Regions from separate parts of the Mus musculus genome. Here region 1 is linked to region 2. The links are chromatin loops, found by intact Hi-C in ENCODE. Cell type or tissue: heart. All regions are shown on one strand. Links, peaks and the distances in the headings refer to the core of each region. The heading gives the core; the rest is flanking DNA. Region 1 holds the start of Saysd1 (SAYSVFN motif domain containing 1). Region 2 holds the start of Nid2 (nidogen 2).

Region 1 (5,374 bases), core at 250-5,249, 330 kb before region 2:
TTATAAACCTCTGAGTCATCTCTCCAGCCCTCCAGGAAACAATTATTTACTCTCCCCCAGGGCTTATTTTTAAAGATTCATTTTTATTTTTAATTCTGTGTCTGTGTATATGCATGGGTACCTGAGGAGGCAAGAGGAGGGCACTGGATTTCCGGGAGCTGGGATTCCAGGTGGCTGTGAGCAGCCTGGTGTGGGTGCTGAGATTCAGGCTCCAGACCTCAACAAAAGCAGCACATTTGCTCTTAACCCCTGAGCCACCTCTTGAGCTCTCTATCCTGCAGTTTCATCTGAAGAGGAAATGAAGTTGGCTTGGCGGGATTTGTTCTTCATGATCCTTTCATCTTTTCTGGTATCTCATCTTTCAACCTCTTCCAAAAAGGACTTAAGTTTACAAAGTACCAAAACAAATTTATAAGAAGAAAGCACAGCAAATAGAAAATGGGTCAGCAAATCAAGACAGAAGATGTCAGCACTTGCCTGGAAAGTCCCGGTTTGCCTCAGCTGATCCTTTTCCCACCCTTCCCTACCCATTCTGTGATCCTTCACGGGCAACCTTGGCTCATCCTGTTATTCCAGCTCCAGGTGCTGGCAAGATGGCCTCTGAATCATCCCTATTGGTTCACTTAGTTCTGCCAGGCCTCCTCTCTTACCCTTCTGAAGGCACCGCATTTACCAGGGACACTGATCACCACAGGCCACAGATGGCCATGCATTATTTCTATGCGCCTTCCCTGTGTGCTCTAAGGTTTTAGTGTTGTCGGGTGACAAATGCAATGAACAAAAAGGATTTGCAGTCTCTAAGGGGAAACAGGCCTATGACTGATGAGAAAGAGATTTTCATAGCTTCTCAACATGACACTGCCATAGAAACTCCACTTTGGGAGTAGGAGAAATGGCTCAGCAGTTAAGAATGCTTCCCCAGCTACTGCCTGGAACTCCAGCTCCAGGGGACTCAACACCCTCTTCTGGTTTCCACAAGCAACTGCACTGACATACAGACCACACACACACACACACACACATTACACAAAAGAACAAACCAAAAAAAAAAAAAAAACCCAAAACCCAAAACAAAAAACCCAAAACAACAAAAAAATCTTTCCAATTAGAATGTAGAAAGCAAAGGTCTTTATTTCATTTGTGATCCCTGCCTCCTGCTCTCAATCCTTAATGTTTGGTGCCGAACTCAACACATAGCCCTAGACAAACATTTGTTAAATGAATATTTTCTAGCTTTTTGACTCGAACTCAGTAGTATCCAACAAGTATTTGAGACTCAATTCTGCAAGTGCTACTTAGCTAAATCCTTGGTACTTAGCTTGGAGCTTTAAAAATCTGTAAAACTGTAAGATCTAAAATTTTAATTTTTGGGTAAATACTAATTGCAAGAAAGGATAAGAACACCCAGAGTTCTAGAAATGTTCTTTACTGGATGGTAGTTACACACTATAGTTACGATTTATAGATTTTATATATTTTTAGTATGTTTTGGTCATATGCATTCTCCTCCTCTAACTCCTCCAACATTGACCCCTCTCGCACCTTGTCCTCTTTTTCACTTTTTAAGAAGTCCACAAATTCCCATTCATGGGTATGGAGCAATCCACCAGGATCTACCAGGGCTTACATGAAACTGACTCTCTACCCCGCCCGAAATCATCACCCATAAGTAGCTCCCCAGTTAGGAGTGGGGGCTTGCGAAGGTTGGGTCGTTTGGTTTTGTGCAGGCAAACACGCTGCTGGGAGTTCAAGAGTGGCCCTGTGATGGCCATAAGACAGTTTCAGTCTGGCTTCCTCCTATCCTTAGCTTTTAAAGTCTTTTGACAACCCCCCCCCCCAGGTTTGTGTATTTAAGTTTTTCCTCAGTAAGTTCGTTTGTTTTACATTTCTTGTCTAGTCAATGCATCTTTCTAGTGTAGCAAGCAAACTAAATGCTAAGAAAATGGAGGTGTGAACACCTTCAGCGAGACTGATAGACTGCAGTAAGAGTTAGAAGGTAGGACGCATCCTGCCTTTCTGACACGGGAAACTTCCCAGAGATCACAGGTCTCCTCCCGCGTCCCGAGACGCTTTTTCTGCGGTGCTGACCACTGGCTTCCCCGCATGCGTTCTTCCCTGAACCTGAGGTGAGGAGCAAACACGTCAGAACTGAGTTCTGCGGCCCGGGCAAGAGCCGGAACATCTGACGGTTCTCATACTTTAAACGCAACCTTTTAGCCGGAGGAGATGGGACACTCAGTTCACTCTCCTCTCGAGAACCGAGGACCGCTCCAGGTACAGGAGGGTCACCAGACGTCACAAAGCCTTGGAAAATTCCGACCCGGGCTCATGCAACGCGCAGGCGCAACAGAGGGCCACGTGCGCAGGCGCACGGCGGCCGAGGACAGGCCTGGACACACACCGGCGAGCGGGCGGCTGCGCACCATGGAACAGCGGTTAGCCGAGTTCCGGGAGGCCCGCAAACGGGCCAGTCTGGTAGCCCAGCCTTCCACGTCCAGTCAGAGCGTACAGACCTCGGGAGCGAAGGCGGAGCCAGCGGCGGCGACCCCAAAGACAGCCACGGGCTGGCTGACACGCTTCCTGAAACGGAAAGCCAACCCCGCCATCGCTCAGGCTCAGCCCAACCAGCCTCAGGTGAGGAGAGAGGCCTGCACCTTGAAGCTCCGCCTCCGCGCGGGGGCCACGCCCCTGCCTGCCCAAGCCACACCCAGGATATCTGGCTCTTCCTTGTCCTGTGCGCTCTCTCCTCGCCTGCCTCGTGGCTGGACACCGCATTTCCGCTCTGTGTATCAGCACATGATACGTGGCCTTGACGTTTTCCATCCCAGACAATCCTATGCAGCAACTAGTTGAAAACAAAGCGAAGCTCTAGGGAGCTTGAAGAAACATCTCTGCTCTCCAGTTGTTCACTGCGAGTTAATGACAGAGATTCGTGGCTTTGAGAAACTGATAAGTTATTTCTCCACTGGTGAAGTAAGCCAATTCAAGCCAGATTAGTATATATATAGGTTTATCGGGAAGCTGCTTTTGTGCCGATGAGTTCACTGGCCCTAGGAAGGAGGCCAGGGAAGTCGCCATGAGAAGGGAGACAGAGGGGAGGGAGAAGAGAAAGAGAGAAGGAAAAGGAAGAAGAGGAAGAGAGAAAACCAACCAAACAAAAAAAAGTCTGGGTTATATAGTAAAGAGCCTGTGGGCTGGAAAGTTCAGGGTTGGGGGTAGGGTATGCTAGGTAGGGACTGAGAGATGCTTGGAGAACCTGGAGGCCAGGTCTGCTTGGTGTGTAAAATATACACCTCAGCACCTTGTCCTGGGGTCTGAAACCACTGAGCTGCATCCACTGCTAGTGAGGGGGTAAAGGCCTTACTGGTTATGGCTCAGAGGTGGCAGTAATTAAGGCTGCACTTTATTCACACCTTGGGTAGAGGAAGCCAGTGTCTCGGGTAGCTTGTACTTTAGAAATGGGATTTGGACCAGGAAACAAAAAGAGGTTTGAGACTATGGCCATACTGTTCTGAATGCAGCTTGATTTCTGAAGCTAAGCAAGGTCTGGCCTGTGCAAAACGGGGTTTGACTATGGAAGTGTGGCCACTGTAACTGCCTAGAGTGATGTGCATGGGCTTATAGGCCCCTCTTGGACTAGAGAAGGGTATTCAAGTTCAACTGTGAGTGATCTAGGTAGAAATAATTTGGACAAGTATGATAGCCCATTCGAATCTCATTGTGGCTTCATATAGTTCCACACAGGAGTATCCTGGCAAAGGTACTTGCCTGTGAGGTTGGAATCCCTGGGTGGAAATATGAAACACTCCAAGGAGGAAATTTGTGTCCTGGTTTGGTTTTTGTTATTTTGATAAACACCATAACCAAAGCCATGTGGGGAGGAAGGGGCTTATTTTAGCTTACAGGCCATGGACTTGCCTACTGGCACTCTCATTTCTCAATTGAGATTCCCTCTTCCCAGAAGACTCTAGTTTGGGTCAAATTGACAAGAAATGAACCAGCACACTACGCTTTTCAGCAGTCACAGGGCCTTAGTTTCTTGTAACCATAACAAGAGCCAAATACATACATAGGGCTGGGTCTGTAAGAAGTCAAATGAGGAAAACAGAGAATAGACCCAGTCTGACCTCTACACAAAGCAGACTTTTATTGCTCTGAGAGGCTGGCACACCCAAACCCTGCTGATCAGTACCTGAGGGTACAGGAGAACGTGCCATGTAGGATCAGGGACTGGGAGAGCATGGCTTTGCCAGACCCAGAAACTGCTTTTCTGGGTAAACTGCTTTTTGAAATAAGTGTGGGGGATGAATCTGTTTGTTTAACCTCTGGGCAGCAGGTGAAAGATAAGTCAGTTTGCCTTTTTTGGTTTACCTCCAGAGTTCCAGTACATGTTAATGGGGGTGGACTGCTTTCTGGAGAATATGGGTGGCAGGCATTTTGGAGTCTTTGCCCTGTTTTATGGCCTTGTCTAGGGGTGGGGATTTCCTTAGTAAGGAAGGACTGTAATCCTAGCTCCTTAGGAGGCTATGGCAGGGGATTGTGAATTCAAGGCTCGACTTTGACCCTGTTTCAAAATTTAAAAGAAAGTTTTAAGAGCTGGAGTCGTAGATCAGGGCCAGAGTTGTTCTTTTGCATGTATGATGTACTGGGTTTGATCTCCAGCACCGCCAAAAAGGTAATGGGAACATGAACAAACAAGTGCAGGGGTATAAATCAGTGGCAAAGGACTTGACTAACATGTTCACTTCCCTAGGTTCCATCCTCAGGACTGCCTCCCAATAAGATGGCTGAGTAGTGGTGCATGCCTGTAATCATAGCACTTAGGAGTCTGAGGGAGGCAGGTTGTGAACTTGAAGCTGGACTGCTACATAAGGAAGAAACCATGTTGAAAACAAAGACCCCACTCTACCCCCAAATCACGTTATACCAGAATGGCTAATCTTGCTCACATTAAAATCATTTAAGTTGATCTATTACATGAGGGGGTCCCTGCTCCCTGCAGGTTTCAAGGAACCACAAAGAGGTGAGAATGAAAACTTGATTCAGATTGATTTCATTGACCTGGAGCAGACTTCAGAGAGTCTGATGCCAGGCCATATAGTATGGGCATGCATATTTAAACACAATAGAATTTGAAAAAGGATTTCTAAGAGGTAAGTCTAGATGTACAATAAAGCTTCAGGTGCCACTACATAGAAGTTCCTTTGCAAAGTACATGTGACCTTGAAGATGGGCTCTCTAGCTTAATGGCCTAACATCTGGTGTGGCCTCTGATCAAGTAGCATAGAGGTCAGCAGACTATAAAGTACATGTGATATCTCCTCTAAGAATGGGAGCTAAAGATAAAGGTCTAGGGAGGGAGAGTCTGGAAGAA
Region 2 (5,374 bases), core at 167-5,166:
AGTCAAGAAACACTAGGAGTTAAAGCAAACATGGTTTTGCTCCTATGCCATTATACACCCAGGTGGAATTTCACAAGAGGACTCTGTCTCTACCTACACCAGGAATGAGGCAAGCTACCCTGACCAACCATTGCCCACTTCACATGTTGCTAAGACCAAAGCTAGGAGCAGAGTTTTTGGTGCTTTCTCTAGCTAAACTGCAAAACAGTCTCCTGCAGACAGAAGTATGCAAACTGTTACAAAGGCAATGTGGGGGAAAGCTACAAGGAGCTTGCTAAGAAGTGTGTGGCATCCTTCTCTACTTTCCTGGGATGTCAGCTAAGACAGTGTTGGCTTTAGAGAGGTGCTAGAGAGGTGGCTCCACAGCTAAGAGCACATGTAGTCCTGTCAGTATGCTAGCTCAAATCCCTGTATGCAATCAGTCAAGCCACACTCAGTCAAGCCACTCACAACTGCCTGTAAGTAACAACTCTAACTGCAGGGAATCTAAGCCCTCTTCTAGCCCTACCAACACCAGCAGAGAGAGACACACATATGAATAAAATAAAAACCTTGAAAAGTGTTGTATAGTACTGATTATAATAAAAACACGGGAGCAACCTTAATGATCCCTAGGAAGGGTCATAAGTTCACTGGGGGAGGTCTGATACAGCTGTTTCAATGTTACAGAATCACACTTTCAAGAGTATACAATCCAGCAGAAGAAGCAAGTGAAACAGTATTATGGGCACTGTGAACCCACCATTGCTAATGGCAAGAATATGCTAAAGCAATAGCTGGGAATGTACATACAAAATATGGGTTACTTTTGGTTTGTCCAGACACGGTTTCTCTGTGGATTCTCACTGTCCTGGAACTCACTTTGTAGACCAGGCTGGCCTCGAACTCACAGAGATCTGCTTGCCTCTGCTGGAATTAAATGCATGTGCTGCCACGCCCAACTCATACCAAAAAAATTAATTAATTAATTAATTAATTAACAGTGGTAGGAAAATAAGAGGTTGTTCCTTTTGAAAACTTCCTCAATTTTCCATTTTTTCCCTTCAATGAACCTATCATTAGAAATATTTGTGTACTTATAGGTGGTTCTTGGTATCTGAGCCTTAGTCCCTCATTTCACTAAGCCGACTTAGCCACTTAGGAGAGCCTTAGAATGCCCCCAGAGACAATAAATAGACTTCACTCACAAGCTGCCTAAGCACTGGTTTCATCCAGTTCAACGCCTGATCAAGGGAAGAAACTCCTAGTCAAAGCCTTAGATCCAACACAAAATTCAGGCCGTCCCTTTAATTTATTCAGCTGCAGGGTATCCCTCACTTACCTCTCCTGACGGCGCAGCCCCGCGACTGACCTCCTCGTAGGCGCCCACGTGCTCCCAGGTGGCCAGGAAGGCGTGGGTGGGGGTGAAGCTGGACCCCGACAGCGGGAAGCCAGTGCGCACGTAGCGGGCAGCCAGGCTCAGCACAGCTCCGGAGGTGTCCTCGCGGTACAGGATCCGGCCCCTGCTGTGACTAGTGTCGATGTCAGCCAGGAAAGGGGCGATGGCTGGGAAGTCAGTAGGAAAATCATCATCTACATATTGAGTCTCCCTGGGGAAGTCCTGGGTGGAGATGATGCCGTTGGTGCCCACCTACAATAAGACCAAGGGGCGGTGAGACAGTTCAGCAGGTAAGGGCACCTTGCCGTCAAACCCGACGACTTGAGTTCTAGGACACAAGGTGGAAGAAAAAGCCAGTTCTCTGATCTTCATACACACGAGGTGGCACGTGAATCCCCAACATTTTTAATATTTTTAAAAGGTCAAAATAGTGGTGGTCGCTCAAGCCCAAGGGCAGCCACCGTGCTCCAGTCGTACGCACCTACCGTCCACCTATTGTAGAAAATATTTCTACTCCAATCAAGGTTGAGCCACATCCAGGGTAGCAAGCTCCTATCTCACCCTCCAGTGCACTGCGACCCACAGGTGCGGCTGCTCTCGAACCGGTCCATCTTTCTCCAGTATTGCTCGCCCTTAAGATAGCTCTGCCGGCGTGCACAGTCCCCCCCCCCCCACCGCCCTAAACGCAAACCCCACTCGCAGCCTTAACTTCATCTTCCTGCCTAGAATGTCAAAGTAGAGGGGCACGGTTCCAGCTCGCCCTTGAAACGATCCTTATTCCTCCACAGTAAGGATCAAGAAGTTGCAGCGCCGCTGCTAAGCCTGGTCCCCAGAGGGGACGACAGTTAAACATGGAGGTTGTTCCACTCCCTGGGAAGAAGCTAAGAGTCCCACACCCAACCGCGCACCTCCGGGAGCTGAACTTACGTAGAGGCTGCTGAACTGGGCATCGTAGAAACGCAGGGGTATTGCCAGCTTCACAGCTGCTGAGCTTTCGTCGTCGCCCTCCGGCAGCAGCTGGTCTCCCCACGACTCCCCGTAAGGAAAGAGCTCGTCGGGACGCAGAGCCCCGACTCGCGACAGCAGCAACAGCATCACCAGCAGCGATAGCGGTGATGGCGGTGTTAGCCACCCGGCTGTCGGGTCCCGAAACATGCTCACTCCTCCCTGGCTCTGCCCTCCACTCCGCAAGTCTCTGCGGGCCACACTGCCCGCCAGACTCCAACTTGGACCTCTGGTCCGCAATACGGGCCCGCCCAGCGCGCTGATTGGCTACAGCTCTCGGCCACTGACCAATCAGCGACTCTGAGAAAGTTCGCCAGCGGCCACTACATGTGGTTCTCATTAGGTTTTCTAAGACTGCTGTAGTTTGCTGGAGTGGCCGGGCTGGAAGGTGAGGCCGTTGGCCCGGTCTGGTCTAGGCTGTCCCAACTACTCCTGGGCTACCCCCAACTCTCCAGTGTAGGCTACGACGCTGCAGGAGGTGACCTCAAGGGCTGGCAGGACCCTCGGCGCGCGTGCAGCTCTGGGCAGGAGCGACTGTGCGCACTGGGTTGGCAGAGCGAGGGAGGGTAATGAACACACTGGAGTTCGCGCCCTGCCCTAGGGTCCGGGGTACCCCTCTCGCTAGAGGCCTGGCCCTCGGATAAAGAATCAAAGGAGCTTTGTCTCCATCCGGGGGCTGCTCCGCCCCACCCAAATTTCCTGCTGAGAAGCATGCCTTTGTGAAAGGCTGACTCCTAAATTCTATCCCCAAGCGCTGGCTAACCTTTGTAAGGACACTGCCACCCTCTGAAATGTCCTCCCCAGCTGTTTGCCTTCCCTGGGGGAAACCACCCTTCAGCAGACGGTGAATCCTACTTTGTGTGACCCCCTTGAGTTGGAGCCTGGAGTGAGGCGGCCAGGCGCCGGGGCGGAACCACTGAGTGTTTCTCCCAAAGCCTGGGAGTTTAGGAACTGCCCTAGCGGGAGGCCACAGAGTCGGTAACCCGAGCTGCCCTGCAGGATGGGAAACCTTACAACCTGGAAAGCAGCTGTGCCGGTGTTGGGGAACCCCCTCCATCATAAACATCCCCTCTGGGAGCCGGATGAGATTTTATTACTATTTTATTATCAGGAGGGTGAAATTTCCCACGTACAGTCCGTTTTCTCTCGGCTTGGCCCATCCCCCACAGGCTCCTTAGAAGCAAAGGTAGTTTAAAAAAAAACTTAAAGATATAGGACTCTCAAACAGAGCTTTCTCTTTGTGTTTATCCAGCTATGTAATTCTTAAAGACCCATGGGGCCAAATACTAAAACTTCTTGAAGACACCAGACTGAAAGACTCTGAATCAACACAACAAAAAAGGCCCACAGCAGTTTGCTCCCTCTAGCTGGAGAGGGGTATGTTTGCTCTTACACAAAACAAACTCAAGTTTGCACATTTTTTTTTTCTCATTTTTCCTCTTGGGACCAAATATTTACATTTTGCTGAGGACAAAATGGTGTCTCAAAGATGTGAGATTATTTGACTTGTTCAAGGTCACCTCTTCCATCCTTCATGGATTCTTCCTCAGGCTCGGCACATCTCCTCCATTCAGCATAACAATAGCAGCTAACTTTGACTGGAGGTCTGTCCTACAAATTAGTGGCAAACCAAATTCCAAGACGGAATCCCCACAGCCTGATTTCCTAGTGTTTCCTCCCTTGTAAAATCACCCAGCCTCCCAGGAAGGTGGGCTAGCCTGTGTATTCTCACCAACAGAATGGGGGCCATAGTGATGAGAATTCACTTCAGTGGCTTTTCTGTCGTGCCAGCCAACACCATCTCTCCACTGGTTCTGAGGAAGCCATCTACTGCATTTGGAGAGCAATGCAGAGTAAAGAACTCCAGACAGCCTCTGGTCACCAGCCAGTAAGGAACCAGATTCTGCTAAGAGTCATGTAGGTGAGCTAGTGGAGTCTTGAGATAGCACCACAGCCCTGGCTGACTTTGGTTGCAGCCATATGATAGACCCTTGAAGCGAAGGCCTCACTCAGTTAAGCCACAACAGATTCTTGATTAAGAATTAATTACCCCGAGAATTACTAAATATCTGTTGTCTTAAGACATTTGATTTGAGAGGAGTTGCTGGATGTAATAGACAAGCAAATCAGCAGGACACTGTGCTAAGGAGACTAAGCTTGGGCAGTGGTTTGTTTGTTTGTTTGTTTGTTGTTTTAAGTGATTATTGCCACATGACTGGTGTGCATCAGAGCTTTTCTTTAAACCCAGTTTTGTCTAATCTCTAAACTTCTACCCTCAACCGAAGATTTTACTGATTCAATGGCATTTTCACTTTGCAAAGTAACTTAGGTTACTTCTCTTGATTCATCTCTGGCTGTGCCATCGGCTCTCAAATGGCACCTCCTATATTTCATGACGCAGAATAGCTCACACACTAGTCCCCTTCCCTATGGTGGATAAGTGTCCCCACCAATCCATAAATGACCCTTTGCATCCCTCAAGACATGAAGCAATAGTCTTCAGAAAGCTTTCCTGGAAAACAGCCAGATCTAGAAGCCTCTTCTTGCTCCACCACGCTTACCGTGGTGGTCTCTCTTTCCACATCTCTCCCCTGGTCTGATTAGCCACCATCAGTATGTTTTGGGAGAAGAAATTTTGTCTTATTCTGAGCCTGTCACGGTGCCTAGAGTATTCAAGGAGTATTTGTTGAGTGGGTGAAGCCAAGCAAGCCACCCTGGGACTAGGGCCCAGCTCTGTTGGCCTAGAACAACATTCTTCTCTGCCACCTTTTCTACTAATCAGACCTAATTTGTAATCCTCTTTACCAAGCTGCTTAGCAACCCACCCACTACTGTTCTCCGGTTTTCATCAGTCTCTCATTCATTCATGCAATATTCCCGAAAGCTTACCCTAGCTGTCATGACCTGATCCTCGACCTTACAGGCTCACCATCACAATTTGGTTCTGAAAATGAAGCATAAATGCAAGGCTCTAGCATAACATGTATTTGC

Evidence for each region. A loop is a pair of places that touch in the nucleus more often than their neighbours do. Peaks named below come from ENCODE experiments on the same cell type or tissue, not always from the same donor. Only the 100,000 strongest peaks of a DNase experiment are listed, where the experiment ranks them.
Region 1: it touches region 2 in a loop (3-fold over the local background); 1 of 42 quality-filtered maps calls a loop at or near these places.

What each region holds. Positions count from the first base shown.
Region 1 is chr14:20,080,138-20,085,511 of GRCm38, reverse strand. Saysd1 (SAYSVFN motif domain containing 1) reads left to right here and starts at 2,340. Exons shown (of 2, transcript NM_026209.1): 1 at 2,340-2,634. The coding sequence starts at 2,425. In heart, for the core only: no CTCF peak of the experiment used is centred there; DNase peaks (open chromatin) are centred at 2,431 and 2,671; H3K4me3 peaks cover 1,976 bases; H3K27ac peaks cover 2,082 bases.
Region 2 is chr14:19,748,497-19,753,870 of GRCm38, reverse strand. It overlaps Nid2 (nidogen 2), which reads right to left and starts at 2,614. Exons shown (of 21, transcript NM_008695.2): 1 at 2,306-2,614; 2 at 1,322-1,630. The coding sequence starts at 2,533. In heart, for the core only: no CTCF peak of the experiment used is centred there; DNase peaks (open chromatin) are centred at 1,440, 2,660 and 3,370; H3K4me3 peaks cover 3,518 bases; H3K27ac peaks cover 3,164 bases.